Linked DNA regions of Homo sapiens: region 1 is linked to region 2. A link is a contact called in ENCODE Hi-C or POLR2A ChIA-PET data. All regions are on one chromosome and are shown on one strand. The core of a region is the stretch at or near the end of the contact, and the rest is flanking DNA. Distances in the headings are between cores, read along the strand shown. Region 1 overlaps CHN2 (chimerin 2). Region 2 overlaps CHN2 (chimerin 2).

The links. A loop is a pair of places that touch in the nucleus more often than their neighbours do. ChIA-PET counts read pairs that join two places held with the same protein, here RNA polymerase II (POLR2A).
Region 1: a loop to region 2 is called in a map with no recorded cell type, with 2.8 times the contacts of the local background. The contact joins two enhancer-like sites. A Hi-C loop is called at or near these places in 1 of 37 single-sample maps with no recorded cell type. POLR2A ChIA-PET finds 5 or more read pairs at or near these places in 1 of 52 experiments (Panc1).

What each region holds. Positions count from the first base shown.
Region 1 is chr7:29,447,689-29,454,064 of GRCh38, reverse strand. All of the region lies in intron 6 of CHN2 (chimerin 2), which reads right to left. Among named protein-coding and RNA genes, the nearest start is that of PRR15-DT, 110 kb to the left of the region's middle. Within about 2 kb of position 4,029, at least 4 of the 41 ENCODE cell types and tissues checked have a DNase peak (open chromatin) inside an H3K27ac peak, as active enhancers do.
Region 2 is chr7:29,224,142-29,230,395 of GRCh38, reverse strand. All of the region lies in intron 1 of CHN2 (chimerin 2), which reads right to left. Among named protein-coding and RNA genes, the nearest start is that of CHN2-AS1, 18 kb to the right of the region's middle. Within about 2 kb of position 1,580, at least 3 of the 41 ENCODE cell types and tissues checked have a DNase peak (open chromatin) inside an H3K27ac peak, as active enhancers do.

The DNA of each region.
Region 1 (6,376 bases), core at 2,780-5,279, 220 kb before region 2:
AATTATGATTTGTCTACTGCTGTGGAGTCCACCTACCCTGTCCCCACCACTAGAGTTGGCACCCACTGGGCCATTTATATGAGGTGGAGATTTCGGGCCGTGACGGAAGGTGGGAGACTACAAGTCAGGATGAAAGGATGAGTAAGGGCAGCATTTTAGGATGCACAAGGTTTCCACATCAATCACAGAAAAGCAGGTACAAAGCTGACTAGAGGAATCAACTGTGACAGCGTTTTAGTCCAAAGGACCCGAGTGAATCTTTTAAAATGGAATCCTCTTATTATAGCTCATTAGTGGATGGATTTAGATTTAGCCTGGGTAGGCCTTGATCTCTCTATCAAATCCAAACCACCCACTAATAAACCCTGGAATGACCTAGTTAGGTTTCAATGTTGGGGGTAGTATGAGTGGTCCCTGCTTCCAGAATTTAATGATGCTTCTTTGGTACAAGCAGGATTGTCTGAAAATGAGCCCAGATGTTCACCCTGAATTATCAGGTTGAAATGCTATGGCGTGGGGGGGCGTCCTAACTCTCTCTCAGAGCTGGAGAGGCTCCTCTTCCCATGGGACAAGTGGTGTCCTCCTCCAGGGTAACAACTTTAGTCCCAAGGTCCCCAGGTGCTGTGCACTTGCCTTCCCAGACAATTTCTGTAAACAGCTGACACTCAAATCCAGGCTGCCTGGTGCCAAAGTAGTTTCATTATCTCCCCACTAACAAAAGTGCTCTCCCACTTGCCCTACAAAAAAGGAGATTATGGGGGTGGGAGTGGGACTGGGGAGGGTATGTTCCTCCCTGGACCACAAATCCAACCAGCAGAGTGCAGCGGCCTCAGCAGGCCCTTCTATCTTATCTGGCTGACCCTGACGTCAGTTTCTTTTCCTCAGTAAAGCCTGTTCCAAGGTCTAACTCATATTGTGAGATGCTGTGGAATTTATCCATTGGCAGATAGCAGGTGGCAACTTAGAATGAACTCATCATGCAAAACAATTCCCCCCAAAAAGCTGAAGAATCAGTGTCAACAACCAGCTAGCATTTTATAGTCTGCAAAGCACATTAAGAAATATAAATTTGTTAGACCCTCAAAAGTCATGTGAAAGAGACAGTTTTATTTTTATAGGTAAGGAAAGTCAGGCTGAGGAAGCACAAGCACTGCATGAGGTCCCACAGGGAAGAAGCAGTGGAGTCGGGATGAGAACTGAGCTTCTCTGATTTCTCCTCACTTGCTACCATGCCACACTGCTCTTGCTCTCCGGGACAGAATGAATGAGACCACCATCTACTCTTTCACTCTTCCTATAAAATGTTTCATGCTATTGACAATTCAGCTTTATATCAAATTACACTTACACAGTAGAGCATGCACCAGCCAACCATGGCGAGTCTTGCAGAGAATGGGGAAATGTAATTCTTCCTTAACAGAGACTGAGCAAATAAAGAACACTTTTAGAAAAATCTAAGAACAAGTCAATGGGGTAGGTTTCTGTGTGCCACCTGATCTGGCTGATGAAAATTCAGTGACCACAGAGGCACGCAGAGGCAAAGGAAGCAGGAGAATACTGTACTGCAGGTGTCTGCAGGAACATTACAGGCATACTGCAGGTGTACTACAGGATGAGACTTGGGTGAGGAAAGTGAGCTGCAATTTTTAAGGGGTACTCCCTCTCAGGTGCCGGCTCTGCCTTCACACACCCCCAAGAGTAAGGGCCTCCTTAACTTTTGCGCTCTAGACCCTTCCCTTCCTTCACCCGAGGCCCAGCCTGGCGATATTGTGTCCTCACCCAGGAGATGATGGTCTGTCAGATCCTGAGGTGCAATAATGAAGGCTGTGTCTCCAGAATGACAGCAGAAGCAAACTAGAAATAAAATGAAGTTGGATCCAAACGGCCTTGCTTGCACAGTCCCAACTATATAATTTGTAGGGGTCTATGCAAAATAAAACTGCATGTTCTCTTTTGAAAATTATTAAGAACTTCAAGAAGGCAACAGCAGGGCATTAAATCAAGTGTGGCCTGTCTCAGTGCAAGGCCACACACACGTGCAACCTGCCCAGGACCCTAAGGACCCTGCTGTCCTCCACGGGTGGTGTGGCGGTCATGATGACCTTCCTTCTTTAGCCTGATTTAGGCCTATGGGCATGCACCAGGTTGCCTAGGAGACCACCTCTAGGAGGTCCATGAGATGTCACATCAGTGGCTACTAAAAAAGCACTGGAATGGGATTCAGAAGACACAAGCTCTGGGTTTGGGCCTGTCTCGGATGCTAACTAAATTGTAAGACGGGGGGCTAATCACAGAGTGCCTTCACACCCTAGTTTCCTTGGTGGGATTGGCTTGTAGCTTTGAACCTCCAGGTCATGGACTCTCAGGGGCTCATGATTATTATATGTGGTTGGAGAATTCTCTACATTTGGAATAAATACAGCTTCCTAAAATTATTTCTCTCTTCTTCGCGTATATGACCATTTTAAAACGTAATATATTGTGATTAATTAATAAATTTGTAATTAATTACAAATTTATTTTAAAAACATTGTTGAATTTACAACAGCTCTTTATCAACTATGTCATTTTTTTCAATCAGTGGATTAAAAGAAAGCAGTAAGAAGTAGTTTCTGAAGACCTCTGTACTTCTGTACCCATTTCGCCATGGACTGGTAACAAATGGCTCTCAAACAGGCAGCTGTCTGTGCACCACGCTTAATCACAGTATCCATCCAGGGTCCTAATGCCATTACAAGCTGACAATTCACACGGAACTTTACCTGCCTTGATATCATTTATGTATTGAGTTGCTCTTTTCTGAGCATGTTACATGTTCTGGGCACTGTTCTCAGCATCATAATAGACAAAAATCTCTTCCAACCCCAGTCCAGTAACTTGTATTATTTACCATCTGTTCTTACTTGTGTGGCTAAAGCAGAAGTTAATGTGGTGGTGGTGGGGGTGCGTTGTTGTTTCTCTCTCTTTCTTATTTATTATGGTATAAGAAGTAATGAGGCCGGGTGTGATGGCTCACGCCTATAATCCCAGCACTTTGGGAGGCCGAGGTGGGTAGATCACGAGGTCAGGAGTTCAAGATCAGCCTGGCCAAGATGGTGAAACCCTATCTCTACTAAAAATAAAAAAATTAGCCGGGCGTGATGGTGGGGGCCTGTAATCCCAGCTACTCGGGAGGCTGAGGCAGAGAATTGCTTGAACCTGGGAGGCGGAGGTTGCAGTGAGCCAAGATTACACCACCGCACACCAGCCTGCCAACAGGGCAAGACTCCATCTCAAAAAAAAAAAAGAAGTAATGAAGTAATGTACCTACCATTCATCTGATGAATACATCTGTATTAGTTTTCTGTGGCTGCTATAACAAATTACTACAAGTTTGGTGGCTTAAAACAAGGCAAACTTATTCTCATACAGTTCTGGAGGCCAGAGGTGTGAAAAGAATTTTTGGGGCTGCAATCGAGGGCTGTGCTCCCTCTGGAGCTAGGAGAGAATCTGTTCCAGGCCTCCTCCAGCTTCTGTGGGCTTCCTGCATGCCTGGCCTTGTGGCTGCACCACCCCAGGATCTTCAAATCCTTCTCTGCTCCACTTCCCCCGGACTTCTCCTCTGTGACTGTCTGTGAAATCTCCTTCTGCCTCTCCCTTAAAAAGAGACGGGTGCTGGTATTTAGGGTCCACAAAGATTATCCAAGATTCTTCTTCATCTCAAGATTCTTAATGTAATCACATCTGCATAAACCTTTTTGCCAAGGTAAGGTCACAGTTATTGGCTCTAGGGATTAGGATCTGATATCTTTGGAGGCCATTATTCTGCCTACCACAAAATCCTTAAAAACAAACTCATTCTTGCTACCTTCCTTTAGTGTTAATTTGAGCTTCGTCTGCTTGGATTATGCTTAGTGAGGAGACTGATGATTCATGCTCACATGCAAACAAAAGTGTGCACTGCAAACAGAAGAAACTAACCTTTCTGTTTGCCTTCAAGAGATTCTTCAATTGATGTGAAATACACACCCTGAATTTCTTAAACCTGTACCACATCCCCTAGGGAAGATCCTGGAAGCCACTTCACGGAACTCAGAGTGAAATACTGACTAACCACAAATTAAGCTTGGCCTGTGATCGTTTTCTCTGGAAATAGAGAAAAGAAAGTGATAAAAACATTCTCCAAGAGTGGTTTGCTTTAGAACAGAGTAAACACCAAGTTACCACCCAGCTCAGTTTGTCTTTGCTCTTTGGGCTTGGCCTTGGCCTAAATTACTTCACATGCCTTGAACATCTGTACCCCTGCCTTCTGTAGCAGGGCCTTTACCTGAGCCCAGTGTCTGTTCATCAATGCCCAACCACTATAATGTCAATCACAGCCCACATTTATTTGAGTTAACTATAAGCCAGGCACTGTGCTCAACATACTACAGAACTCCATAAATGATTCTGAATGAATGCAAATAATCTTATTCATTTCCTAGCTCAAGGATCAGCAACTGTAAAGTACCAACAGTAAATACTTTACGATTTGTAGCCCATATAGTCTCTGTCCTGTCTGGACCACTCAACTCTGTCATTGTAGTACGAACTTTCCCATATTTTATATTTCAATGAATGGATGTGGCTGTATTCCAATAATACTTTATTTACAAAATGATGCCTATTTACCTCTGTTCTGGGCCTGCAGGACGGATTCTGACTTATTAGTCTCCCACCATAAGAATCTGAATGATTTCTATTGATTTAAGGACAACTTCAGATTTGCTTTCCATTATTACCGCTTCAAACCAGGTTTCCTGACACATAGATTATTTTTTTTCAGACACTCACCTTAATTCCAACACACCTTAATTATTTAGAGCCTCCCATTTTTCCTGCAATTCCTAAGTTGTTCTGCTTTTTCCCTTGTGTGAAATAATAAGGAAACACTTCACTCTGGGTTTATTCTGCTAAGTTTAACTTGCCGGCAAATAACTTAATGCTGCAAAGTTATCAAGTCTCTCTTGCAGTATGAAGCTCCTATGGCTGAATTTGAGCAGTAATGTCCATGAGCTGACTTGGTAACTTGTAAATCAGAAATGCTGGGTTTGATGAAGGGCGAGGTAGCACCATTTTTTACAGTGAATTAAATTCCGCACACATTTAGTATGGACCATGCCCTGTACTGGATGCCAGGACTGGTTTCTGTTCTCAAGGAGTTTACAGTCTGGTTGGGGATAACAGAAGCTAACAAACAATTATAATACAGAGCAATAACTGCTAAGGTGGGGGAGATATAGTGTGCTCTGGGGCACAAAGCCTTCCCCAACTCCCCAAAACAAGTGATGACTCCTCTGAGACCTTAAGGATGAGAAGGAGATAGCCAAACAGTGAGAAAAAGCCCAGGAGAATATTTCAGGCAAAGGGAATAGAATTTGCAAAGACTTGGAGGTGAGTTACAGGGTGATCTATTACAGAAATGAAAATTCATTATGGCTAGAAAGAAGAAAGTAAGGGAAGTGGGTAGTGATCTATGAGGCGGGATCTTACAGGATGTATTAGGAGACTGGGTCACATCTAAAAGCTTGGGGTGGGGTAGCTGGTGAAGAATGACTTTAAGCAGGGAAGTGACATGCTGGGATGTATAAACTAAAAGTAAAAACTAAAGAAAGAATTAGGAGAAAGCTGCTGTGTGTTTCTTCAAGTGGAGTTTAGAAGTCTTCAGATGACTAGGTCAAGATCATTTCCAACGACTAAGAAATCAATGGACCCACTTTGAGCATGATGTTGTGAAGTTCTGGGAATATCAAGAAGCTATTAATGTTCTAAAAGAAAAAAAAAACCCAGAAAGTTTCAAAAATAAGGAAAGAGGTATCAAAATCCCATTCTTTAATAAAATAAGGTATTGCGTACCTATAAGTGGAAAGACTAGATACAGAAAACTCAGAACTTGGAAATTAACACTGTACCTCAAAGGGCCATATCCCTGAAATATAAAACTGCTTAGTCAGAATAAAGGTCATTAACCACCAGCTCATGTAAATGGGGAAGGTTTCTGCAGTTTCCTTTTTCCAGTGATTTTCAAACAAACTTGCCAAATAGAATTGCCAAGCTCTTAAAAATACGGATGCTTGGGCCTCATCCCAGACTATCTAAACCAGAACCTTTGAAGACGGAAATTTCTATTTTTTTGCAAAGTTCTCCCAGTGATTCTAATATGCACCCAGGGTTGTTACTGTTTGTTAATAGATCAGTTTTATTGGGGTTATGACTGACATACAATAAACAGCACATATTTTAAGTGCACAACTTGAAATGTTTTCACTTGTCACTCATATCACATATCATGTTATCTATATACCTGGAAAACTACCACCACATTCAAGAAAATTAACATATCCCTCTCACCAAAAAC
Region 2 (6,254 bases), core at 331-2,830:
GCACTCCAGCCTAGAAGACAGAGCGAGACTCTGTCTCAAAAAAAAGAAAGAGGAATTGGGTTTACACTATTTTATAAAAGATTTAGGTAAGTTATTTTTACAACGAATTTTTGTTTAGTAAGACAATACCATGTGCGTCCCTAGAAATCTTAACTAGGCAAACACTTTTCTGAGGCAACAAAATACAAGCATTCCAGAAAACAGCCAAATGATCTTAGATAGCCTTCTAAAGCAAATTTGGCAATTTTTTCTCTAAAGGGCCAGACAGTGAATACTTTACACTTTCCAGGCCACACAGTCACTATCACAAGTATTCATCTCTGCTAGGGTAGTGGGAAAGCAGCCATCGACAATACCTAAACAAATGGGCATGGCTGGATTCCAATAAAACTTATTTATTTATTTATTTATTTATTTTTGAGACAGGGTCTCCCTCTGTCTCCCAGGCTGGAGTGCAGTGGTGTGATCTCAGCTCACTGCAGCCTTGACCTCCTGGACTTGAGCAATCCACCTACCTCAGCTTCCCAAGTAGCTGATACTACAGGCACATGCCACCATGCCCACCTAATTTTTGTACTTTTGTAGAGATGGGGTCTCCCCATGTTGCCCAGGCTGGTCTTGAACCTCTGGGCTCAAACAATCTTCCCGCCCTCTAGAAGAGTTAATATTACAGGCATGAGCCACCACGCCCAGCCCCAGTGAAACTTTATTTACAACAAAAGGTGTCAGGCTGGATTTGGCTGGTAGGCCTTCGTTTTCCAATTCTTCATCTAAAGGTTCTTTCCAGTCCTAGGATTCTAATCTGCAAAACACAGCTGTAGCAAATGGTGATAAACCAAACGAAAATGAAAAATACCAGTATACTACTGAATCTGAACGGTATGTCACTGGAGCCAGTGCCATTCTTTCTATCTAGATCTTGGGAATATAATTAGTAAATCTTCGTAATCAGCTCATTAGGATAATACATCATCAGTGATTTTTTTTTCCTTTTTAGCAAAACATAAAAATGTTTACATATGTTTATAGCTGTGATATCCAGACTTTGTAATCCAAGTGTATAATATTACAATCTGGTGCACTAGGAAGCATATGCCATCTGCTCAGCTTCTTCATCCTGCCTGCCAATGGGAAGTATTTTTAGATAAGGTAAAGACATGTGTGGGTAGACACTACCTTTGTCCTTTTTCTAGCTGCTACTCTTTTGTCACTCTTTTATCTCATCCTTGTTCCTCACCCCACCCCACTCTTGCAAAGCACATTGAAACAACACCCTTCTTGCAAGAAGGAGGTCAACAGCGGGGAGGAGCTGGTCAGTCCAGGTGAGGGGGCCACAGCTGGGCAAACCACTCCAGAGAGCTTTCAGGGTGAAAGCTGGCAATCGAGTCCATCCCTGAATCCATGGACCAGAAAGGAGAGCATGTCACTCTGCTCAGAAATCAGGCCCGACTGGAGCAGAGCGGGAGCAAAAGGAAGAATGGGCGTGAAAGCAGAGCTCAGGAAGGAGGGCGGTGCAGCGCCAGAGGCCCATTTTTTTGGCACCCTGCCCCAGGGCATGTGGGTGGATTGGCCTACTTGAAACCTTGGGGTCAAAGGAGACAAACAGCCCCCCTTACTACTGTGCCTGCAGCCAAAGCACCTTGGACTTTGATCACATCAAATTCTCTGCCCTTGATGTATTTATTTCCCAATATTGCCCAATGAGGTTTTGTGTTTTGTTTATTTGTTTTGTCTAACGAGTGAAAGGAATCACATATTGCTGGTCTAGTCATTTTAAAGATGTAATACACACACATATATGTTTATGATGCGTATTCATGTTACACATTCACATAGAAATATGTGTATATGTATACAGTCATTTGTGGCTTAACTCACAGGGTATGTTCTGAAAAATTCATTGTGAGGGGAGTTCATGTTGTGCGAACATCATAGCGTGTGCTTACACAAACCTAGACAGCGTATGCTGGAGCCTATTGCTCCTAGGCTACAAACCTGTACAGCATGGTACTATACTGAATACTGTAGGCAATTACAGCACAATGGAAAGTATTTGTGTATCTAAACGTGGGAAAGGTATACTAAAAATACTGCATTATAATCTTACGGAACCACTGTGGTATATGCAGTCTGTCGATGACGGAAACATCATGGTGTGGCACATGACTCTCTCTCTGTCTCTCTCTCTCTCCACAAACACACAAACACACACACACACGTGTGTGTGTGTGTGTGTATATATATATATATTAGTGTGTGTACAGGTTTTTTTTTAAGGTAGCTTCTATGTTAATTAGAAGCAATGACTTGTAGATATCTGGATTTTAAGGTAACTTGATATCATGTTTAGAACTCAGAAAATATATAGGGCTGAGAATTTGTCATACAATCTGAAGCCTTTAACTTAACAATAAGCTTGTTGGATGCCAGCATCCATGAATGAAGGAAGATTTTTCAATCTTGATTTATTAATGGGAAACCCAGGCTAAAACAATGAAAGAGTGAAATTCTTTTGAACTTGGACTACAGATACTTGGTGTGTATCACTTGGGTTGTTTCTATTCCAAGTGACAGATGACAGAAGCACCAATTCCAATTGGCTTAAGCTAAAGAGGGGAGGGAAAAGTGCTGAGGAAGTCAAAAGGTCAGGAATAGAACTTCAACCACTACTGGATTCAGGTTCCAAAAAGGAAAATCAGAATTCAGTTCTCCATCTCTCAGCTCTGCCTCCACAGGTGTGTGGTCTATCTCGGGTCCCAGGCAGGTGACAGCAAAATGACTACAGTTCAAATCCAGCAAGCAAAAGCTAGAGCAATGGCCAATAATTCCAATGAGGTCATCTTCCCTTTCTGGCCCAATCCCTGAGGTTCTGGGCGAAGCTGGTCATGAGCCACCTCAGGAAGCTGCAGACCTATATGGACTTACGATAAAGTGGGCACCATAAGAAAATTAGGGGCTTTTACCATGAGAAGGAGTAGTTCTAGACAGCAGACAAACCTTTAACAGGAACTCAGTACGTCCATCCCTCTAGAACAAGGAACAATTTAATGATGTACAGGATGCTGCTGCCAGAAAGGAGATCACTGAGTTGGGAAAGTGACTCTAAGTCAGAAAAATATGAAAATGGAATCTGGATAGTTTAATGTAGGCTGCAGTGCCCAGCAAGGCATGGAGACATCTTCTCAATAAGCTGCCTGCTGCCAGCGGGGTGCACCACTATTACAGTGGGAGCTATTGGGAAAACAAGATCCACAAACTCTGCTGAAACACATGGTCTGCAGTAATGCTACACTAGACACTGAAGTAGAATAGGCCTAGAATAGTCTAACAAAATGACAGCATCATGTCCCATATTGCCATAGGTCTAATGTCTTGAGGTCAGGGACCATTTATGACACCCTCATGTGCACAGCAGTGACAGGAACTGTGTGTGTGTATTCATTACAACTCCATTCTGAAAACACGAATGCCTCCTACCTATGTTACAGTGTTGGCAGCCTTTTTCATTCTCCATTTTGTAGATAGGACACTTAAGGACTAGGTGAAGGACACTCATTTCAGGGGAAAACAAAGACAAAAATAAGTTATCAAAAAACCTTACAATAAAATTATCTTCGTTATGTTAATTATTTGGGGCATACATGGAAGACATTAAGAGCAAAATTAGGATCACCAGGATAATTCCAGAGGAAATTCGAAAAGTCATAGCATAGGCAAATTGATATAAATTTGACTCTGATTGTATAAATGGATTTTGATTTTGATTTTTTTATATTGAGTGAGTGTTCCACTCCCTACGTTGCTATATATGTAACAGCATATGACATTTTAGCCATGCTCTTAAAATACACAGACTCAAACTGATGCTGGTGGTTACTGTGCACTGAAAATAAATAGGATAAAGCTCTGTGACGTTTCCAAGATGGAACTAAGACAGTAACTGTCTTCATGGCAGGAAATATTGTTTATTTTTCTATTTAAAAAAAATTAGATGTGCTGTTTTTCAGCTGACTATAAAAAATCAGTGACTCTTGTTTGTGTTTCATGCTGCTGTACTCTGTGGGCTTGGCTATCCCCAGTATTACCTAGTTTACATAATGGAAGTTTTCAAAAAGCCTAAATACTTAAGGACTTTTGTTCATTTTTCCCCGCTCATAATAATAGATTTCTGAAAGATCATTTTAAAATGTTAAATTTCCCTTCATTTTTCAAAGTATTTGTAACACTACAGGCAATCAATTGAGAAAAGACAGCTCATTGTTCTGTGTTTTTTCCCCACAGAGAATTTATGTCTCAAAAGATATTTTTTAAGAAGAAAGGTTATTTAATACGTCTCCCTTGCCAGCCCAGAAATTGTTATAAATTCAAAATTCATTCTTGTACAATGTTCTTAATTATAAGATAAGTAATCTTTCTGTGTTAGTTTAATTCTATCCTATTTATGTTCTCAAGTAGAATGACACATTGCAAATACCATTTGGGGAGTTTTATTAATAAACGCCTAATCCCATGCCTTGTAGGACATGTCTCAGAATAATGTTTTAACTACAGTAATGCTCAGTGACTAACACCCTTTCAATAGTAACTGTCCCCTCAACGTGAGGCAAGGCATCTTTTCCAGTGTGATTAGTGGTGATTCCTCAAAAAAGGGTCTCAAAGTGCTCACAGCAGGTGATTAGCTCCAGTCTCCTTGCACCTTCATAAGGTAGCAAGGATTATCAGCTTTGCTCTACTTCTGGATTAGGTTTTCCATATCCTGTAAAACCAGGATAGGAAACGAAGAGCGATGCTAAACTACAGCACTAATGTCCTATACAATCAAACTCAGTTTTGCAAAACAAATATTTGGAGATAATGCTCTAAACATGCATATACACATCTCTGTTGAAATGGATAGTCAGAAGGCACTCAGGCACACACATTTGCACACAGTTTTTCATATATTGGTTTTGGTGGGCTGATCTGGGAACTTCATCACTGTATATGATATTGTTTGCTATTGTTTCTTTTAGAGTCCGTACATATATATGAGCCCAAACAACTACTCTATAATAAAGTTTGCAGATTTGGTAGCAACAAATCTTTCCAGGCTAATTCTCTATGTCCAGGTACAACACAACAATGTTATGATTAGGCCATGCTTTCCTCCTCTTGATTTAGACAAATTATGGATTAATTTAAATTATTCGTGAAGTATTTGATGACAATCAGGAGAAAAAATTACATTCATATTCTATCTGTTTTAAATCTATAAGGAGTTTGAAAAGGGCTCCTTTTCAGATCTCTGGCTTTAGCAATTGCCTGCAACTAAAAGCAATCTTGCTGTGATTGAAAATGGAGGTGTCAACTCAGGCAGGCTACAAATTGCCAACACAGGGAACAGTCATTTTAAATTACTTCCAAAGCCCAGATAAATTCTCCTGAATGGAAATCTGCCTTTATCCTTATTTTCTCTCTCCGGAGATGATATGTGTTTTACTCATTATGAATCATTCTCTCCATTCCTTTCTACTAAGGTAAAGAACAATGAGAAAAATACAGACAGCACTATGCTGGGCTCTGTTTATGGCATAAGGCATATAACAAATAAGATTATCTTGTGATTTAACATATGAAAAAATATAACATGTTTGAATAGCACTTTAGCAACTATAAGATTATTTTAAATATAGAAATGAAAACATGGTGGAGAATTCTTTAACTTTATCCCCATATGGATTAGCTGTTATAGGCCATTTCAATTGTTCCTCACAATAATCTCTTTGGTAAACAGAGAAGATATAACATTCCATAATTTCTGCAGATATTTAAAACTGAGACAAAGATATTAAGTGACTAGGGTCACACAGTTAGTAATGGCAGAAATGGCTCCTGAACCTTTAGCTTCTGAATTTCTCTCCTGTAATCTTTCCTTAAACCAAGCAGGATTTAGAAATAAGCTCGGAGCATTCAACACACATAGAAAAAAATGTTTGTACTGTGAAGTTCCTTCTCACTATAACTTAATGTTACTTAGTTATGAATATAACTTAACTAAAATTTAACAGTATCTGACCATGGCCTAAAAGTCTATCCTTTTCAGTTATATTTACTGTGTTTACACAGAGTATCACTTAATCACAAACTGTTTCATAATTTTTCATAATTGGAACATTTCTGGAGGAAAAAGGAACTATATTAATGATTAAGAAGTAAGGGCTTCTTAATTTGGACAGCAATCCCACCTAATTGTTCGTGTTTCAGAAGTAGCCCTT